Linked DNA regions of Mus musculus: region 2 is linked to region 1. The links are chromatin loops, found by intact Hi-C in ENCODE. Cell type or tissue: heart. All regions are shown on one strand. Each heading gives the region's core, and the rest is flanking DNA. Links, peaks and the distances in the headings are about the cores only. Region 1 overlaps Kcnq5 (potassium voltage-gated channel, subfamily Q, member 5). Region 2 overlaps Kcnq5 (potassium voltage-gated channel, subfamily Q, member 5).

What was found. Hi-C counts contacts between places; a loop is a spot of excess contacts. Peaks named below come from ENCODE experiments on the same cell type or tissue, not always from the same donor. Only the 100,000 strongest peaks of a DNase experiment are listed, where the experiment ranks them.
Region 2: a loop joins it to region 1, with 2.4 times the contacts of the local background. A loop is called at or near these places in 2 of 42 quality-filtered maps.

The regions. Positions count from the first base shown.
Region 1 is chr1:21,608,298-21,618,667 of GRCm38, reverse strand. All of the region lies in intron 1 of Kcnq5 (potassium voltage-gated channel, subfamily Q, member 5), which reads left to right. Among named protein-coding and RNA genes, the nearest start is that of Khdc1b, 230 kb to the right of the region's middle. In heart, for the core only: no CTCF peak of the experiment used is centred there; no DNase peak of the experiment used is centred there; H3K27ac peaks cover 1,662 bases.
Region 2 is chr1:21,527,077-21,537,446 of GRCm38, reverse strand. Kcnq5 (potassium voltage-gated channel, subfamily Q, member 5) reads left to right here. Exons shown (of 14, transcript NM_023872.3): 3 at 2,260-2,386. Among named protein-coding and RNA genes, the nearest start is that of Khdc1b, 150 kb to the right of the region's middle. In heart, for the core only: no CTCF peak of the experiment used is centred there; no DNase peak of the experiment used is centred there; H3K4me3 peaks cover 185 bases; H3K27ac peaks cover 733 bases.

The DNA.
Region 1 (10,370 bases), core at 1,275-9,274:
CTATGTTAAGTGAAGTGGAAAGATCTGCCTACTTGGGTGGTGTCATTCCCTGAGTGGGATCCTAGATTGTATAAATGAAAAGAAAAAAGAGAAGGGAATGACTTCAATGTGCATCACTTTCAGACTGTGAAGGTGATAGGACTTAAAGTCCTATCACCTTGCCTTTGCCATGGACTGCAAATCAGAATAATTTCTTTCTCCTTTATATTGCTTTTGTGGATGCATCTTACCACCAAAGGGTTTGGAGAGCAGACAATACTATAAAAAAGAGAGAGAGAGAGAGAGAGAGACTCATCTAAGCATCTAGGTTAATTCAGATATTCACAATGTGTAGAAAAACACATTCTGGAGCTGATTGAGTTTGACTGAAATTATTTGCAAGTATTTTGGAGTTAATTTCCCTTGGTAGAAAGGATGTAACATTAAACCTATTTCAAATCGAAGGAAAATAATTTAGAGATGCCCTTTGCTTCTGATATCTAGTCTTCCTGAAGTTATTCAGTGGAAATAGAGAAAGAAGATGGCTCTTTAATTGACCAATGAAATACTTGGGCATCACATAGGGATCTTAGATTTGTGGAAACTCTGTTTAAAGCATGGGTGAAAATATGATTTAAATAGTTTAATTTTGTCTCTATATTTTCACATCACAAAATTTAGACTTAAATTAAACTTTAAATTAAATTTATTATTATTTTAATTCATATCCTTCTTGCGAAGTACATAAGAAACCTGTATTTCTAATATAGAATGCCTAAAGTCTGGACGAAATGGTGTCTTAACAAATAGCTCTTACTTAATGGAAAACATTCATTTTAAAGACTGAATTGGAAAGTTTCATGTAGACTTGTGTGGCTGTCAAAGAAATCCTTCATTAGTCAGATGGGAAGGATAGTGTGTCTCTTGTCAAGTCTGCTATGAGAAGCTTCAGTGCTTCACTTGATTTCCCACAATTTTGCATTGTTTGTGAATGATCATATTAATCTGTCACAATGATGTTACCCTGGCCTGGGAGTGCTGTGGACTCCGGGATTGTCATTACATACTGACAGGCTTTCAACTGTAAACTATGAAACATTAAGAATCATGGCATCATTATTTGCTCGTTTTATTCCTCTTGGTGACCTTTGCAGTTATCTGTGGCATATAATAAGGATATGGTCGAAAGACTGATGTCGGTCAATATTCGGAACAACCTTCATTACTCTCATGTTCCTGCAGCTTTTATAGTTCCCCGGGTTGTCATTCCTGTTTATTTATTGATGTTAAAGCAAACCTTTATCTAACAATAATGTGCTCTAAGGCATGGAAAGATGTTATTTACATATGAATTATAAGTATTGTTTTTTATTACTCTGTGTTTATAGTGAGGTATTATTTTAAGCTCCTGGTTTCCATAAAAGGACAACAGTAATTCCAATATCTACCTCCTAAATAAAGGTGAATACAATAGAGTAGCACCTCGTTATTTCTGGGTTCCATGCAGACAAATGGGTTAACTCAGAGAAATTGACTGGTGAGACAAAAAAATCACAGAATTAGTAAGATATGGCAGGGGGAGAGAGAGAGAGAGAGAGAGAGAGAGAGAGAGAGAGAGAGAGAGAGAGAGAGAGTTCCCAGCTGAGTTCAAACAAGGGGACTCTGCTCCCTTGCTTCAGCTCTCTTTCCGGACCTCTTCTCTGGCTTGCTTTTCTCACTCTTGAGCATTTGTTGATCATTTCACTGTTTAAAGTGGTCCCCCACGGGCAGTGCTGAAGTGCTGTGTAATGTTCCAAAGCCCACACTTGTGATGAGCTTCACGAAGAAAGCAAGTGCATAGAGACAAAGTCTTTTCACGCATGAGTCATTGGCACTTGCTGTTGCCTATGATGTCAGCATTCACAAAACAGCAGGTGCATTGAACAAGATTTCACTACACAGATATACAGATAAAAGAAGGCCATGCATGGATCACTTGATGAACCAAATCTTGTGGGATTTTTGTGCTTGCCCTGGGAACATTGATTATGTACTTGGTAACTCACTACTTTACAGAAATGTAAAAGGTAACTACTGCCCATAATGATAAGCAACTTAATATTCTTCCATTTGATAATTTCATAGAAGCTATTCTCACAATATTTCATCATGAACCTTTGTGGCTGCTTGAGAATATGACAGCAAAATAATCTTATTGTGGGACTGTCCACCAACACCACCCCTCCACCCATTGACAAGAGAAAAGCAACCCCACACTCTGCACAGGCTCAGATGCTTTGTGTTTCAATTTCCTCAAACATACTGCTATTAAGGTTTAATTTAGTATGTTGAACAATCACTCTTTAAGTATTGCTTAGAAAAAATTCATAGCTATAGCTATGCTCAGCAAAACTGAATCACAACACTCAAAATCTAAAAGGTCGATGTCATGTTCTTACTGTTTTGTAAAATAGAGTAATGGACAGTTTTGTCTATCTGGAAAAATAGCACCACAAGAAATAATATGCACATATTCAAACTTTTCTAGAAGTAGGTTGGATCTTCTGCAGGTCAGCTGCTTCTATAGAAAATAGGTGTCAGTCCTAAGGAGATTAGGAGTCTGCCTAGGACCACATGCTAGGCAGAGAGGGAAGGGCACAGTTCAGCAATGAATCACTTTTTCACTCAGCCAACTGGAGAAGTTTCCATATTTTCTTCTGCTGTTCTTTCCCATCCCAAGACCTACTGAAGTCTCCTGTCGCCTCATAAACACATTATTTACTTCCTTCTTTGTTACACCAGACAGGCTTAATAAACTGAAGTCATAGAGTCCACATTAACATAAAATCAGAAACTTTATTTTGCCTATTAATCATGAAACCAAGACCAATACTTTGAAAGGTACCCCTCTCCCTTACATATTGGACAACCTTCAAATATTTATAACTAAGCTAAAATTCCATTAGGAAAATAGAAAATTGACTGAGTTTAATTTGAAACCCTTAGCTAGATTTGGAGACTAGGATAAAGCCACTATGAGCCATGGATGAATACTTTGAGAAAAGTCTTCTCCATGCTGTATTAGCCCTGTACCTCCCTGTGAAACTCAGTAACTGGCATGAGTGACAGCAGGGACTACCAACAGCTGATTTCAACAGAAAACTTCCGTTATGCCCTGGAAGCTTCTTATTTTAGAAGGAAATTGGAGAAGTTAATTAATGAGTGAATGAGATCTGATTTCTTCCTTTATGATTTTTAGTTTTTGTCTTACAGAATTTAGAGGAAGGTGCATAAGGCCAAAAATATGCCTAGGATCAGCCATTTCTCCTATTGTACAATTTATTAAATGGAGCAAAATTTTAACGTTACTCCTGTCAGAAATGACAGAATAGGATGCCTGCAGTTATGAAGTTTTCCATTAGACTCCCTTCATGCAAAGGAAATGAACTGCTATAGATATAATGGCACCGCTCTTAGGATTTTATGCACTACCCCTCAATTTCATAACCTTCTCTGGGACAGATACATTCATTGCCCCATAAAGATTTTAGTGAATAATGACTTCAACTTTTTTGTTTTTAACATATTTATTTACTGTGTTCTCTCTCTCTCTCTCTCTCTCTCTCTCTCTCTCTCTCTCTCTCTCTCTCTCTCTGTGTGTGTGTGTGTGTGTGTGTGTGTGTGTGTGTGTGTGTGTGTGTGTGTGTGCACGTGCATGCATACTCGAGTGATGGAGGTCAGAAAACAACTTACAAAAGTCAGTTATTTCCATCTTTCTGGTCCCAGGAAAGAAACTTAGGTCATCAGGCTCAGCAGAAGTGCCAGCCCCAGCCTTCAACTGTTTTCAAGTATTTCATAATCCATCCCATATCCTTCCTGTGAAATTACTTACTGTAGTGAGCAATCATGCCAATTGGATACTAAACCTCTATGTGGGATAGAAGGGGGGGTTAGGAAATGCAAAATCAGGACTGTGTGACAGTTTTTCAATCTTTGAGAGCAAGTTCTATCTGCTGAACATGTAGAACAGAAAGATGTTTATGATCTGAGCTGATGAGAAAAAAACAGATTCAAAGGAGGGCAAAGGTTTAAAATTGGAAGTACAGCCAACTCTAAGCAGAACAGTGGATAAGGAGAAAGAGACTGTAATTATAGCTCCTAAATTGCTGTTCTTGATGACTAGTTAGATGGGCAAGGTAAAACTATAAACAGTGATTTCTAGGAACCCAGACCAAGTTGTGAATCTCTGTGTTATTAATGTTGAATTCTTGTTTGAGAACCATCAGAACCTATTCTGATAATCAATAAATTTTTCCCAGAAGTCATTAGCATTTACCTTCAAGATTGAGTCGTGATATCTGTAGAAAAAAAAAACTGGCTTCTATAATCACACATAAATATGGGTGCAATATTTTCAAAAATGATGAAAGGTACTAAAGTAGCCAAAAATAAGTTGAAGTACCAAGATCAACCCACGCTGTAAACTTGAGCAGCACCTGCTCTGTATTCCTTCTCCAGTACAGCAGGCCACAGGAATGAGAATAAACAATGTGGTCTCGCTGACATGTTTCCCTCTGGCTACTCACCCAGTTGGTATGTGATGATGACATACCTGACAGCAGGCTTTGAGGTGGGAGCTGAAAATAGCCACCTGGAGTTTCCAACTGCTCTTTGCTTTCAGTAAGAAGGATCATTGTTTATGTTTACTTTTCTCACCCTTGTTTTGAAAGACTTATTTTAAACCATATTTTAACTATCCTTGATAGTTGTTAAACTTTTTGTGCCAAAATGAAAGATACAAGTTTTTTAAAGATTTATAATTTTTGGTGATGGTGGTGGTGGTGGTGGTGGTGGTGGTGTGTGTGTGTGTGTCTGTGTGTCCAATGTCAGGGGAAGAGGCCACATGTGTCAGAATTTTTGTAACTAGAGTTACATATTTGGGAACCACCATGTAGGTGCTAGGAACTGAACCTGGATGCTCTGCAAGAATAGCAAATGCTCTTAACTGCTGAGCCATCTCTCCTGCACCAAAATCAATTTCAGGTTTGAAAGTGACCAAGTTGATTGCTTTTTAGACTACAGAGATATTTTTTTAAAACAACAGCTTGAAAAGTATCTTTTTTTTCATCCTTCTCATTCTTTGTACCCTGGGAAGGTGTGTATAGAATTTAGGCTGGATATAAGCATTGGTCATTTGTATATAGTAAATTTTAGCACTAACACCTATGTAGCATGTAAAGTTGAACCATGAGAAACTGCTGAAATGCAATTGGTTCAGGCTGTCAGTAGTGGTAGTTTTGTATAGCTGAACCTGATAGTTTATTTAGCTCAGCCTTTAGATAGGAAACTATACCTCCTCCCTTGTGTGAAGAGCCCTCTGTTTGGAGAATCCTGTCACAACTGAAACATGAACCAGAGTTCCCTCTGTGACTCCTCTGTTCATATATCCTTCTGGTCTATCATTCTAGGTATTAGCAGACAGACTATTCATATGTTTAATTATCCACTCTCTGGTTGGCAAACTCTCAGACACCAAAATTTAAAGGGCAAGTGAAGTCAATGTGTTGAGTTCAATTCTACACAAAAGAGTATTCTAACTACTGTCACCCTTTTCCTAATACCTATCCTGATTTCTGTTTTTATTAACATTAAAGTATCTAAATGATCCAAGAAATTAAGGCTTGTACAGTAAATGTGTCCCAATGACAACCTCTGATTATCAATAATGACAAGTTTGAAGCTTGCATGAATTACTAGTTTGAATACTCCTCTATGATTCAAGCCTGTACAATTACAATTTTTGTTTCCTTAGTTATCATAAGATTTACATACATACATACATACACACAAACACACACAGTGAATGCAGGACAAAAGAACTATCAACTTCATGAGTTAGGGATCTATGATTTCACATGTAACTGTTTAGCATTGTATTGTCCCATGTATATTACATATGCACATGTGTACAGAGCATACACATTGACACAGAAAATTGCAAAGTAGTTTTTTTATGTAGATTTTCAGTAATGCTAAGTCCAGTTGCTCAAAAGAGGAGAATCACCTGTTGGAGCAGGCACTAAGTATATCTAATGAGTTTTAAGGACTTAGTATAAATAGTCTTGTTGACTTTCTGTTGGTGTCTATGGCTTAGCTGCCTTTCTGGCTACTGACAAAGAAGTCTCTAACCCTAACATTATCACTACCTTTGCAAATTGCCATCAGTCAGAGGCAATCTACCATGCATAGAAGCTAGTTTATAGTCTTCCTTTCAAAAATACAATGTAGAAATAGAATCTTGCAATGACTTGCATTTTCAGTTTTCTGGGGAACAAGTGAATAAGTATTTGCCATTTGAAATTTAGCTGATATAAGTCATCAAATGATCTTTGAGAAATGTCTTTTCTCAACCATGGTGAAGAATGTATGTACCTGGTACATAATCAATGAAATTTTCTTAAATTTGAAGGAGTAAGATACAAGCCTGCTCTCAAAAACTTTGTAATTCTCTGGCCAAAATATGACATACTTACATGGTACTTTCATTGCCTTCCATACATAATCAAATCCTGTGTACATGACAAGAACAAGACTTCATATTTACTAATGAAGAAATTGAAGTTGAAAGGGGCTAAAACGCTTGTCCAAGAGTTCTAAGCTAGGGAGCAGTGAAGCTGAAGCAGACTCCATGCCTTCTAATCCCTGACCTAATGCTGGTTCCAACAAATAAGTTTAGCTTGCAAAGTAAATCTGAAGAAGTAATCTGAAAACTCAAACGATCCACTCATGTGCTCATTCATTCACTCACAATGGCCCAAATAGGGCACCACACATAACGTATGTTCTCCAGGTGATATTTTTCCAGTCGTACATTATTGTTGACCATAGTAAATTCATGTCATATTGAAGGACATAATCTCTAATTAGTAAAAAAAAAATTATAATACTCAATGAAACAAAAATCTGAACTTTGAGGTCATGGGAAATCTGCACCTTCTTCTCATTTTTTTTCTTTTTGTGGAAACCAATCCCCCTTTAAAGAAAAGATCTTAAAAAAATCCTTTGTGTCTAGGATACATTTTTAGAGATTCTCTGAATCATTCTCAAAGACAATGTTTCTGAGAGTTCTCAGAGATGCTTAAAAAGCTTTATGTATCTATATACATATAAAATTTGTGTATGTGTAGTTACTTTTTTCTCACTGTATTTAAGAGTTTTGTGAAAATCTTTTTAAAAGATGCAAATACTTAGGGGAAAGTGCTCTGAAACTGCAGGGAAAAAGTTAATTTTTATTTCCCAAAACTTCATGGTGAAAAAGACACGCTCTAGAGAACTCCTTAAGCTTAGACTTTTGCAGTCAGACCCACATTGCCTGACATCCATTTCAGATAATAGTGCCTGCTTAATCTCCTATGGCTTTTTGTTCCAATTATGGTTTCCACCAGGCAACATTAAACAGAGGAGACAAAGATCAAATGCCCTTCTGATCAGCTGACTCTCATTTTATGCACATGACAAAGCAGGAGCAATGAAGAAAGCAAACCACCTTTTTCCCAGTTCCTGCAGTTGCAAAATATTAAGAGCTTAGCATATAACCCCATCCCAAACAGTGTAGCTATAGGTAATTGTCAGCCCCTGGCTGAAGAGAGGGGAGTTTTCACTAAAAGTATAGTACCTGGTAATGCTGGCATCCTCTAGTGGAAGACATGCAGACAGGACTATTTGGGCAGAACACACTGCTTGAAGGATTAAGAAGAAACAAAGGACAGGAAGTTGCATGGGCCAGGAAAAGAGGCTTTGGGAAGAGTTGGGGGCAAAGGGGTGAGTGTTTTGAAAATACATTGTGTAAAACTCACAAAGAAGCTGGGCAGTGGTAGTGCATGCCTTTAACCCTAATCCCAGCACTTGGGAGGCAGAGGCAGGCGGATTTCTGAGTTCAAGGCCAGTCTGGTCTACAAAGTGAGTTCCAGGACAGCCAGGGCTATACAGAGAAACCCTGTCAAAAACAAACAAACAAACCCACACACCTCACAAAGAACTAATTAAAAAATTCAAAACTAATTTCTATTTCAAAAAGGCATTTCAGAACGTTCAGTTCCACTTGTTCACATCTACTTTCTGTTATGTTTACATTTACAGAGACAGAGAACTCAGAAATTTCCTTTTATTTCCACCCTATTCTTTACATCTATAGTACATTTCATTATGAAAGTGTCCAGATGAAGGTTTTTTTTTCCTTCTGAAGGACTTACGAGAAAGCAAGGGGAACGAAATAATTATGAAGCAGAATTGCCATCGTGTGGCCAGATCAGAGTGGAAATCACATTGCTGACATTTTAAAACCTTGAGATTTTCATACAGTGTATTTGGATCTGGTTCACTCCCAACTCAACTCCCGGCGTCTCTCTCTGCCCAACTTCAGGTCCTCTTCTTTGTTCTTAAACCCATGGAGTATGTTTGTGGCTATATAATCACAGGACCTTCCGCTGGACTACAGTGGATGTATCAAGGGCCACATCCTTAAAGAACATGAACTCCCCTGTCCCAGAACATACCAATTGCTCCTCTGGTAAGGGTATAACTTTATAACATTCAGACCAAACCCAAAGTCAACAATCTATAGCTTTTGGACTAAATCTTTCCCAGCACCTTTTTTGCAAATAAAGTTTTATCAAAATACACTTCATTCATTGACAGCCTGTGGTTACTTTTGCACTCCAGTTGTAGCAACGGTCGGCTGCAAGAGAGTCCACCTGACTCCGGTGCCTAAAATATTTACTATCTGGCACTTTACAGAAAAAAAAAAAATGCTTCTCTCCTTTGCTGTAAATCTACCTTCTCTTCCTTTCTTCCAAATAGTAATAAGTAGTGAGAAAAGCATAGCCTGCATTCTCTAGTAAGAAGCAGAAAATAATGCTTCTTCCCCCTGGATTGTGCAGGCAATACTTCTGGGGTCCTGACAGCTTTGTGCATTGTAATGATCCCAGAATTGGAAACTATCTGTGGCTTTTCAACAGCAGGGCTTTCTTGTTCCTGCTGTCAAAATGCAAGCAAGGCTACAGAGTATCCAAAAATAACTAAATTTTTAAGTAATGAAGTTTGTTTTTTAAGGTTTATTTTCTGATAGTGGGAAACGGAGGGGAAGAGAGAGACTGCTTAGTGGTAAAGAGCGCTTGCTGCCTGTGCAGAGCACTGAGGTTTAGTTCATAGCATCTATAACCTCAGTTCCGAGGGATCCAACACCCTCTTCTGATCCCGGAAGGTACCAGGAAGGCACACGCTACACATACACACATACAGGCACTCACTCACATACACATAGAATAAAAATTTAAAAGGTATCTTAAAAATAAAATTTTAAATGTAAATATAAAGATAGAGTGTAGAAGATGACTCAGGGAGCCAGTAATGGTCAAGATTGGCTCTCAGTACCCATGTTAGGCTGCATACAACTACCATAATTCCAGCTCCACACAAAGCTAACACCCTCTTCTCAACTCAACTGGCACCTGTACACACACACATACACACACACACACACACACACACACACACACATGCACACACACACAAACACAGACACACACACACTAAAAATAAATCTTAAAATAGATAAATGAGTAACCATGAAAATAGATTTTAAGGCCAAATACTCATACACATTGAACTTTGTGTTCTACATCATCCACATCCACCATAGGAAACAAAAACAAACCTTAAGTAAAAAACCTCTCGAGCTCTCAGTGTTAGGTTAAACATCAGAGATGGCTAGGTTTTGTCTCCTTTTTGATCATGCAATGCATGTCTACCTACATAATAACAGCACTTCTACTATTTTGATGATACAAAATATGTGGGGAGAGAGTATACTTCATGTCTATCCACACAGCAGCATCAGAAAGAAAATACAGCATTTTGCTTAGTTACCAGTCCCTGGGAAAATGGATACAGTTTCTAAAACTATAAATATATTTCCAGAGGGAGGAAGTGTGTGCTTTCTTGTGTCTGTCACTGATTGCCAACTTCTCTGATCTATAAAATACATCAATGACTCCACACATGCTGAAGTTACCCTTCAGCTTCCTTTCAACTTTGGTCACCAAGAGTAAGAAGTGCCAGTGTAGGTTGGCCCCAAGAGCATCATTTATCTTCCATATTCCATGGGCAAATACTTACATGCATAGTAGATTCAGAGTTTATGGTTATTACTCTCTGGAGTCAATTGTCTGCTGGGTTTATTTTTTCCTAATCCTGTACCACATCATAAAGGCGTCTGCCAAGACTACTTTACTCAACGGGATTCTATTTTCTTCTGTTTTAGGCACTTTGTTACTTTATTTATATAGACTGAAGAAAGTAAGAGGGAAGCAGTAGTAAGTCTCCATGCCTCAGGCCATCCAGCATCAAACCCT
Region 2 (10,370 bases), core at 1,118-9,117, 81 kb after region 1:
TTTATTGACTTTTTTACATAGAAATCAGCTTTTTATTTCATGAAATTTCTGTTTAGTTTTTTTTTATTTTATTACTTTCATATATATACATATATATGTATATTGCAATGTATATTGCATTATTTGTGCCAATTTTACTCTTCTGTTCTCTTCACTACTGTGTTTTACCTGTAAATTTTGATAGGCTGTATTTTCGTTCTCTTTCAGTTATCTTTTGTAATTTTCATTGAGATTTTAATTAATAAAATACATAAAAGTATATTTTAATTCTTTTCTACATTTTTAGAGTTTGCTTGTCTTTCTACTATTGATTTATAAGCAAATTCCCTTATAATTGGACAACAGAGTCAGTTTTATTCTTTACAATGCTGAAGTTTGTTGATAGCTTATATGCTCTCTCTTGAACTTTTAAATGAAGTAAAGGATGACACCAAGCTGTTTTTAACATAAAAATTCATATTCTGTTGTGGTTATTGGAGATGCAAATCTCTATCTAGAACCCATTTCTGTTCTTATTCAGATATTCATTAGACTTGCTGATCTAGTGCTTCAGAGAAAAGGGGCTGGTGATACCTCAAATATGATCACATATTTCTTTGTACTCTTCTCAATTCTACCAGTTTTTGCTTTGTAAGGAAAATATACTATCATTTTTTCCTAATCTCTTTTAAAAACAAAACAAAATCATAAAGCATATGGCCATATTCCTGAACAACGGGAATTAAATAAAGACCTTATAGATATGTTATACTGCCTCGCTGAGGCATAGAAATGGGGCAGTGACTCTAGCATTTCTCTTAAGAACAATGTTCTTTTATCTATTGGTGTTATCTGTTTACCTGAGACATAGCATCATTATATAGCTGTGTTTGCAGGATGAGGCCACACATCAAGATTTGTGGGGAGAGTATCCTGTACAATACAATCTCTCACAACTGGAGTTCCAATACAATCTCTCACAACTGGAGTTCCAATACAATCTCTCACAACTGGAGTTCCAATACAATCTCTCACAACTGGAGTTCCAATACAATCTCTCACAACTGGATTTCCAAAATTCTCGACAGAAGTAGGATCCCTGGGAATGAGTAATGGTGGGGTCTGCTAATAAACTTTGTTGGGCACAAGTTTAGCTAAGTGAGCATTTTATACTAGAGCATGCTCTAAAGACATGTTTGCATAACACATGTACAAAAGTCTAGTTTTCATGAATTTGGTAACAAATTTACCTTAATGTAAAATGGATTGAAATGTTGATATTTCTACAATCTATTCTTCTGCGATATTAGGCAACTTATATAAAAAATGTGAGTTAATTTTATAATCTATCCCTTATAATAAAGCTGAATAATATGCAATTATCAATATTATAAATAAGGACAATCCTTGTCTTCAAACAAGAAAGGTAGTTCCCTTTTCAAAACAAGCCAATTTTAATAAACAGAGGATCTGTCCCTATAGAGACAAATGACTTTGCAAGACTTACTCCAGGATTATTTTCTTTTGCAAATTCCCTCTGCCTTCTTCATTCTGTGATTGACTGTTTAAGAGCTGCTATCTTTGGCCTTTCCCTGGGGTTAACTCACAGCCCTTCCTAAATAATCTCCGAGTCATTTTGCTGAAGCAGGTGTTGTTTTCCAGGCAGCCATTGCCAAAGGGCAGCATGATAATTAACCAGCTTCAGAGCTGAAGGGTTAGGTCTCACTTCTGACAGGCATTGGATGTATGTGGCATGCACGCACACACATAGTTATTCTTCTGAAACTGCCTGTATTTTAAGAGGAGTCTGGCACGGTGACAAAAAGCTGAACACTCCTAAAACTTACTTCTTATCCTCTGAGACCAACTCTTAAAGGTTTAGGGATTATGCCATTCCTTGCAGCACCATGAAGCTCTATGTCTCTAGGGCTTGCTGTTGTATTTCTGGGTTCATTTTTTATTTCATATAACCAAGAAGCTAAAGCCAGCTATACTACATATCCCTAGTGAGAAAACATTCCTACTCAACCCGCATGCTTGCTATTAAAATGGACACTTTCACACTGTTGGAGACTTGAGGAGGCTCACACCCTACAATAGGAGACAAGATACAGAAAATGGGCTTCAGTAATCTTCATACTGGTTTTGTGGAGAAAAGATGTTCTTTACATATCAACCAGATATGCCAAGCACAGGCCCTAAAGGTTCAGAAATATTCACACAGCATCTTAGAGTTGGTTGTTACTCTATAATGCTGACATGTCTGTTCTGATATCTTAGGAGTTCGTGATGATCGTTGTCTTTGGCTTGGAGTTCATCATTCGAATCTGGTCTGCAGGTTGCTGTTGTCGTTATAGAGGATGGCAAGGAAGACTGAGGTTTGCTCGAAAACCATTCTGTGTAATAGGTGAGTATCAAAGTCCAGAATTTATGGTACTGTTCTCTCTCTCTCTCTCTCTCTCTCTCTCTCTCTCTCTCTCTCTCTGTCTCTCTCTCTCTCTCTCTCTCTCTCTTTCTCTCTCTCCTTCTCTCTCTCTCTCTCCCTCTTTTCCTCCTTCCCTCCCTCCCTCCCTCTTTCCCTCCCTTCCTCCTTTCCTCTGTGTGTGTGTGTGTGTGTGTGTGTGTGTGTGTGTGTGTTTGTTGTATGTATGCATGTGTGCCTCTGCTGATTAGCTCTGCAGTATGCCTCCAGATTATATTCAAATGATTCAAATGGGCATCAATACATTATTCCTACAAACACTTACCCTCTAGCATACATTGACAGCACAAGTGTGGCTTCTGCTCTGGAAATTTTAAATCTGACCATGAGCTCTACAGGCTAAAATAGGATTTCTCCCACCCTCACCCCACAGTTCCAAAACAAATAGTGCATTTCCGTGTTGCCCCTAGCTTCTGTACTTCCAGGATGGACTCCATTCTGTTAAGACTCCATTTGAAATGATGTCTCCTGATGAAAATGTTGTAGAATCCTATGGAGTTAAGACCTGGCACCTCTCAGTAGGATTATTTAAAATCATATCATAAAACTGAAAACTCTGCATATCAAAGCTATTATTAGACAGCTAAATTTGCCTTTCCTGCTCTTTTGCCCTTCTCACTTGCTGGGCAAACATTCAGATCCAAAACGCTGGAAGTTCTTGAGTAAAGTTTACTCCAATTATTTCCAAGCTGAGAAAGTCAGGTTTAATTTACAGGATAGTTTACCCTCTTGTTTGGGGAGTTAGGAATTGTTGATCCTTGATCTCACCCCTTAACCCTGCTCCCTATGATGAGAGCAGTCCAGTGCTTTCCAGGGGTAGAGTTGCCCCCTCTGCAAGCACTGCTAACACCAACCTCTCTCATCTACAAAGATATGCGTCTTTTCTTTTTGGAAAGGTATGGAGAAAAGTAGGCAGCAGCTGACAATCCCATAGATCAAGTCATTGAACATTTGACCCCACCCCACCCTCACATGAAGGGGTCTTTTTCATTCTGAATTCTCTACTCAAACAAGGTTAGGGAAGATTATCACTTGGTGCAAAACTACTTGCCAAACAAGGACTTCCATGAAAAACCCAAACAGAACAACTCACAAAGCAGGTGGTTGGCCAAGATTCCCTCAACTTTTACAGTATAAAGTCAGTTCATGGGTGACTGTAGGGATGTTCCAATCCAGATTTTAAAACCAATTAAAAGTTGGTTGTATTCCAGTTCCAAAGGCAATGCCCATGTATTTCTGTTCTTCAAGCTAGAAAAAAAGTTCTTTCCCAAATGCCTGCTGCCTCTTGATAACTCTTTCCAGCCATGGATGCATCAACACACAGTAGCCTTTTAATCTTTCTCTGTCTGCTTCAGATAGTTGAAGGTCTTTCTCAGAAAGTAATCTTCTGTTCTCCATCATCCTACTTGCCTGGATACAACTATCAATGGTGACCTTGCAGATTTAATATCTGCATAATTTGGGTTTTGTTAGCTTTGGGGGAATTTCTGTTTAAATGGGCATTTTAAAGCTAGAAAACTAAATGCTCTGTAAGTTGACATAGATAAATATTTAATGAATTCCCATTAGAGCATAGATAAATATCCACTTGCAGCAAAAGTAATCACGCATGGCTTTCAGTATTCTATTTAATGTTTATGTGACAGTTGGATCTGTGTTTCAATATAATTGATATAATACTGAATATATTCAAATGTGGGTTATTAATATTAGATCCCTGGATTTATCACACACACATGAATCAAATGTCACCTACTGAAGGCAAGGGCTATACTGCATTATTCTTGAGACCCTTCCTAGATCTCTGTAGGAGTCCATAAGTATGCTGTGTAAACTGCTAAAAATGATGAAATCAGGTCAATGGTTCCCTTGTTCAACCAAATCTACACTGCTAAATGCAAAAGGGGATATTGTACTTTTCTTCCCTATCTGTGATGTGGGTTCTGAGCATGAAAGAGTCTGAAACACACCAAGATTTATTAATATTTCATGTATTTGAAATGTTGGGTACTCTGAATCTGCCAAATATTTTTTTTTAATATCTAGAACATTTAAGAACAGAATGTGAAGAGGTTGACAGCTCACCTGTTTTGCCTTCCAAGTTGGAAATGCTTTCTCTAGGCATACTCAGCTTTAGCTATTAACTTGACACAGCCAAGTTATCTGACAGTATTTATTGGGAATCACTTTAATCAGATTGGCCTATGGCAATCTGTGGCGCATTATCTTGTTCAATGTTTGGTACGGGGGGACCCAGCCTACTGTGGGCAATACTACCCCTGGGCAGGCGGACCTGCACTGTAAGAGAGCAAGCTAGAAAATATAATCCTTCCATGGCTCTTACCTCTGTGCCTGCTTTGAATTCAGGCCCTGAGTTCCCTTAGTGATGGATTGTGAACTGGGAGTTATAATGCAAGGCAAACCCTTTCATCTCCAAGTTGTTTGTGGTTGTGGTCAGTGTTTGTCAGAGCAATTAAAAGCCAACTAAAACACACAGCAATGAGGACATTTCCCATTGAAAGGAAACAAAAGCTACAAACATGGTCAGACCTTGAGTAGTACTAATTCTTATCTACCATTAGAATACCATTTGATAGAAGTCCTGTGCACTGATTCCAGAGACTGGTATTTATATTTATATTTTTTATATTTATATTTATGTTTTTTATATTTATATTTATATAGTCATTGTACACTTGTGTTTGGAAAAATATTGTAAATATTTAACATTCTAAGAAAAACAACTTGTGCATTTTTTAAAAAATCAAATCTTTCCTTTCATCGCTGTTTTGAATATTTTGCTTAGTTTTGCTGGCTTCCTTTGAAACTTGGTAATATTAGATCTAGAATGGCAAACCCTTCCTCTCCTCTACATGTCCAACCAGCTCCATTCCTAAGACTCTGCTGTGATAGCCTTCCTCCAGCTTTGTCCATTCCCTGCAGTGGGGCCTCTGAGAGTTAAGCACATTTGTAGTAACTACCTGGGTTGGCTTCCTTACCAATTTCCTATATCTTCTCATAAATGCCTCCTTCTAGAGCATGAGTAGGGAGAAGCTTGAATCACCTCCAAGACTGGTATCACAGCCATTCATTTTTATCCAGCTTCTCTTAATGGCCTACTGGAGAATTGCAAATAGTACCAAAGGCTGGTACTTAGATCACAGTAATGAGCCTGATGTGTCAGGCAGTCTCAACTTCAAGTGGTGGCTATTTTTGGATTCCTGAGTGACTACTTTTTAAAAACAGTCAGAACAGGGCTCTATTTTTTTTTTTCAGTCTTCAAATGTGTCTCAGTGCAGCAGAAAATGCCAGCCTGTTAATAATATTGGATCTATATTTGATGTCAAATGTAGATTGATTCCCTATCACTGTTTTAACAGTTTCCTGTGGTACTTCCAGCAGAGAATTTGAAGAGGGTTAACCACAGCTCAGATGTTTCTTGCAAACTAAGCATGTCTGTCTTTCACTTGCAATAACAGCTCCTTGGGAGAGTGCCAGCAAGTGTTTTGTTGTTGTTGTTGTTGTTGGTTTGGTTTAGTTTGTTTTGGTTTGTTTGCTTTTAGAAAACATAGCTGGCTTCTTACTTGGCTAAAAGAAAAATAAAAGACTTTATTAAATCAACCACATGGCTAAAGCTATTAAGATACATCTGTAATTTCCTCATATTATAAGGCAAGTTAAGTTGTTAATGTGTTAACAAGTTAGAACAGAGACTCTGAACTGCCACTGGCTTGCAAACTGAAGGTTTGGGTTTTTTTTTTTGTTTTGTTTTGTTTTGTTTTGTTTTGTTTTTTCTGCTTCTCTGCCTTCCCCACCTTTTTACTGGAATAAACCTGTTCTTGACCTGAGTCATTTTCAGTACCTTCAAAGCTTTTTAATCCCCTTTTGTAGAAGTTTTTCTCACAGGGTATTGCCTAACAGTCATGCATTCTGCAACTTCTCTTAATAAGCGTTCATGCCCTTCTGTGACACACACATTCTATCCTAGGGTCAACTGGGGACAGTTGAAACCTAGTTAATCATATACTATTACTTTCTAGTAGCATTATTCACAGAGGACTGCTACATGCTACCTCAAGTACCTTATAAGTATTAAATTACTAATCCTACTCAAGTATTATAATATACTTTTAAATTTTTTACTACTATCTTATTTTATGTATATGGATATTTTCCTGCCTATATGTCTGTGCACCACATGCATGTCTGATGCCTGCAGAGACCAGAAAAGGGCATTGAATCCCCTGAAACTGGAATTATAGATAGTTCTGAGCCACCACCATGTGAGTGCTAGAAACCAAAGCTGGATGCTCTTAACTACTGAGCAGTCTTCCCAGCCACTAACACCCCATTCTAAACATGAGGAAATCAGATAGCACTTAGCAAACTGGTGAAAAGTTAGAAAGATGGCCAGAAAACAAAAATAAAAATAGGATTCTTTTCCAATGATTTTACTCCAGAAAAAAAAATATCCCTTGCTCATTGTTCTCTGACATTTTAAAATTAAACTTCATTGAACTTTGACCATTGGAACCAACTAATGACTTCTGGCATTGGAAATTCAAAAACCCAGAGTTTATTCAATAACATTAATAACAACATTAGTTTTATTTTATTTTATTTTTATTTTTTTGGGTGGGAGGCATTTTGAGACAGGGTTGTGTATAGCTCTGGATGTCCTGGAACTCACTTTGTAGACCAGGATTGCCTTGAACTCAGAAATCCACCTGCCTCTGCCTCCCGAGTGCTGGGATTAAAGGTGTGCACCACCACCACCCGGCTCATTAGTTTTATTTTTAACAACTCTATCTATTGCTACTTTCTAACTTGGAGGAGAAATTAGGGGATAAATAAGCTTCTGTGCCTAGTATCTATTTCTTACACTCTTATGCAGTGTCATTCTGAGGGGCGCTGGGACTTGCAAACTGGAAATAAGTAGTTCTTTGTTTGTTTGTTTGTTTGTTTGTTTGTAAAAAAAAATTTCAGGCTAGAGAGATGGCTCAGCAGTTAAGAGCACTGACTGCTCTCCCAGAGGTCCTTTTCCAGAGTTCATTTCCCAGCAACAACATGGTGGCTCACAACCATCTGTAATGGAATTCCATGCCTTCTTCTGGTGTGTCTGAAGACAGCTACAGTGCAGTCATATAAAATAAATAAATAAATCTTTGAAAAATACTTTGCAAATTCTAGGGTAGGTCATCTCCCTCCCAGGAATGCTTCCAACTGTTCAATGACAGTCGCTGTTTAGGTAACACTGTGGTATGCAAACCTGACTGATAAGGAAGAGTAAAAGGCTATTGTACTTGACCATGCAAAAATTATTCTTAGAGAGGAATGAAGAACTGAAGACTGTCTTCGATAAACTTTAGTAGACCCCAGTGATATGTTTTACTATTATTGCTCCTATTTCCTGATCTATAAGAAAAAATATTCAAAGATAGAACATAGATATGTGGCAGGCACACTCTAAGTGCAAAAGATGCAGATGTGCATAAAAATAGTCCCTAGTAGTAAGAGTTCAGTCTTATATATCATTAGAAAGGGGAAAGCCAAAAGAACATTGAAGAGTTCTGGAAAGAATGATATGGACTGTCATGATTCACTCTATAAGACAAAGGCACCAAGATCACCTAAGTTTTGAAATTTAGTCATCCAGAAAAAAAATATATATATATACATACATATACACATATATACATAAATGGGTGATGAGCTCTGGGTGGTGAAAATAGAAACATAGAGAACATAGGGGAGATATTTTCGATTGTGCAGCCAAAGAAAATCTTTCCAAGTACTAGAATACTGAGTCGATCATAATATTTTTCTAAAAGGAATCAGTCTTGGAAATATTTGGGCACATACCTTTCTAATCCAAGGAAGAATATTTGAAAATTTCCTCCAATCTTATGAGATTGGCTTGGGCAGGAGGCACTGTGTGTTGTGACTGTAAGTCAAGTCCAGTAAAGACAATTAGAAGAAACGATGGCAGAGATGGGCAGAAGTCACAATCTTTAGAACAGCAGTTCTCAACGTCTGGGTCTTAACCCTCACAGGGATCATGTATCAGATATCCAGTGTATCATAGATTTATGTTACAATTCCTAACAGTGGCAACATTACAATCCTGAAGTAGCAAGGGAATAATTTTACGGTTGCTGGTCACCAGGACATGAGGAACTATATTTAAATGCAAAGAACTTGGGAACTTCAGAACTAACATGAATATCTGAGTTAAAGACGTCTAGAAGTTTGACTGGGTCTTTTAGTCATCTACGCCTACTAGAACTTTGTATTAGATATATATATATATATGTACACACACACACATATGTATATATGTGTGTGTGTGTGTATGTATATATATATATACATACATACATATGATGGGGGAATAATTTGTAAAGTAGCAATCCATGACTTCTCCATGTATGTAACGCCCTGCCCTTGTGAACATGTAATCTCTACTTTAAAAAGGAAATGCATTGTTTTCTGTGTGCCACTGATATTATGACATGATGGAAACTTGTTACAGCAGCCTTGGCAGCTGTCACTAACAAGCAGTTCCTGGGAGCTTTCATTCCAGATGACTGTGCCCCCAGACTCATTCATTACCGTGATTGCAATGCAGATTTATTTCATTAAAGATTATTTCTTTCCTTTGAGAAGTAGTCCCTTTTGCCTCAAGATGTTATCTGGAAAGTTACAATCAATAAGGAGCATTAAACTGTCACTATGGGGTAAATTTTCAAAGTGGTACTTAGAATTTACCAGTATGAGTCCCATTAACTTCAGTGGAAATCCTGCAGTTAGACCGCTACACGTGGCTTTGAAAATGTTCCGCAGTATGTCTTTGCAATGTGTTTCCTTTAATTTTTAATAAATATCACAGAGAGACTTGGGGCACAGCTGGTTGCAGTCTTTACAAATGTAGATAATGCAATATCTAGTAGGAGGCATTTACAATTAGATTTTGAGTCTTTGTGACTATTAAGAATCACAACAATATAAATATACCTTTACTTCTGCAAAGAGAACCATTCCATAAAGGAATCTGGAGCCCTGCTAGAATATGGCACTGAAAAAGCAGAACTATATCCCTCTGAGACATTGTTTATCTCACTTTATAGGTGGAAAAAATGAGACACCCTGAAGAGGGGGTGCTTTGTCCTCAGCTGTAAGTCATCACTGAAACTAGGAATAGAAAACTGGCTTCCCGATAGCTCACGGCTCTGACACACTGCCTTTTGTGAGAGTCAAATTTAATTACAGTGTAATCCGTTAATCTACACATGGAAGAATAAGGAAGGAGCAGGGAAAAGAATTTATTAATGGATTAGTGGAAGATTATGTTACATAGATTAGTGGCTTTCTATGGGGGCCCAGGTTTTCAGCTTGTCCTAGAAGGTGTTCAACAGTAGCCACTGGTTTTATTCTCCACTGGTTAGCACTGGAAAAGAACTTCTTAGTTTTTCTCACACTGAAACATAAGCAAAGTTTGTGCTTGAAAGTGTCCCAGAATTCTCCTCTTTGTGACTATGATTAAACACATAAGCATGCAGTTGTGTTATAAATGGGTTGGTCAGGGCTGGGAAGGAAGACTCTGAGATCAAAAGGAATAAATCTCCAAGAAAAGTCAAGGAAGCTACACCCATGAAGTCATCAACATGGCTGCCTAAACAAGCACTGAGCAAAGACAACACCAGTAGACACACACGCTGAGTGCAAAGAGGGAATCTCACGGAGCTCCAACCGTAGACAAGGAACTATAGGCAACCACAGCATGCTGAGAGTGAGAGAAATGTTCTTCTTTAGACAAGATCCCTCCAGCTACAAATACGAAGTGACTACATCTATCTTTTTATGGACTATGCATACACACACACACACACACACACACGCACGCACGCAC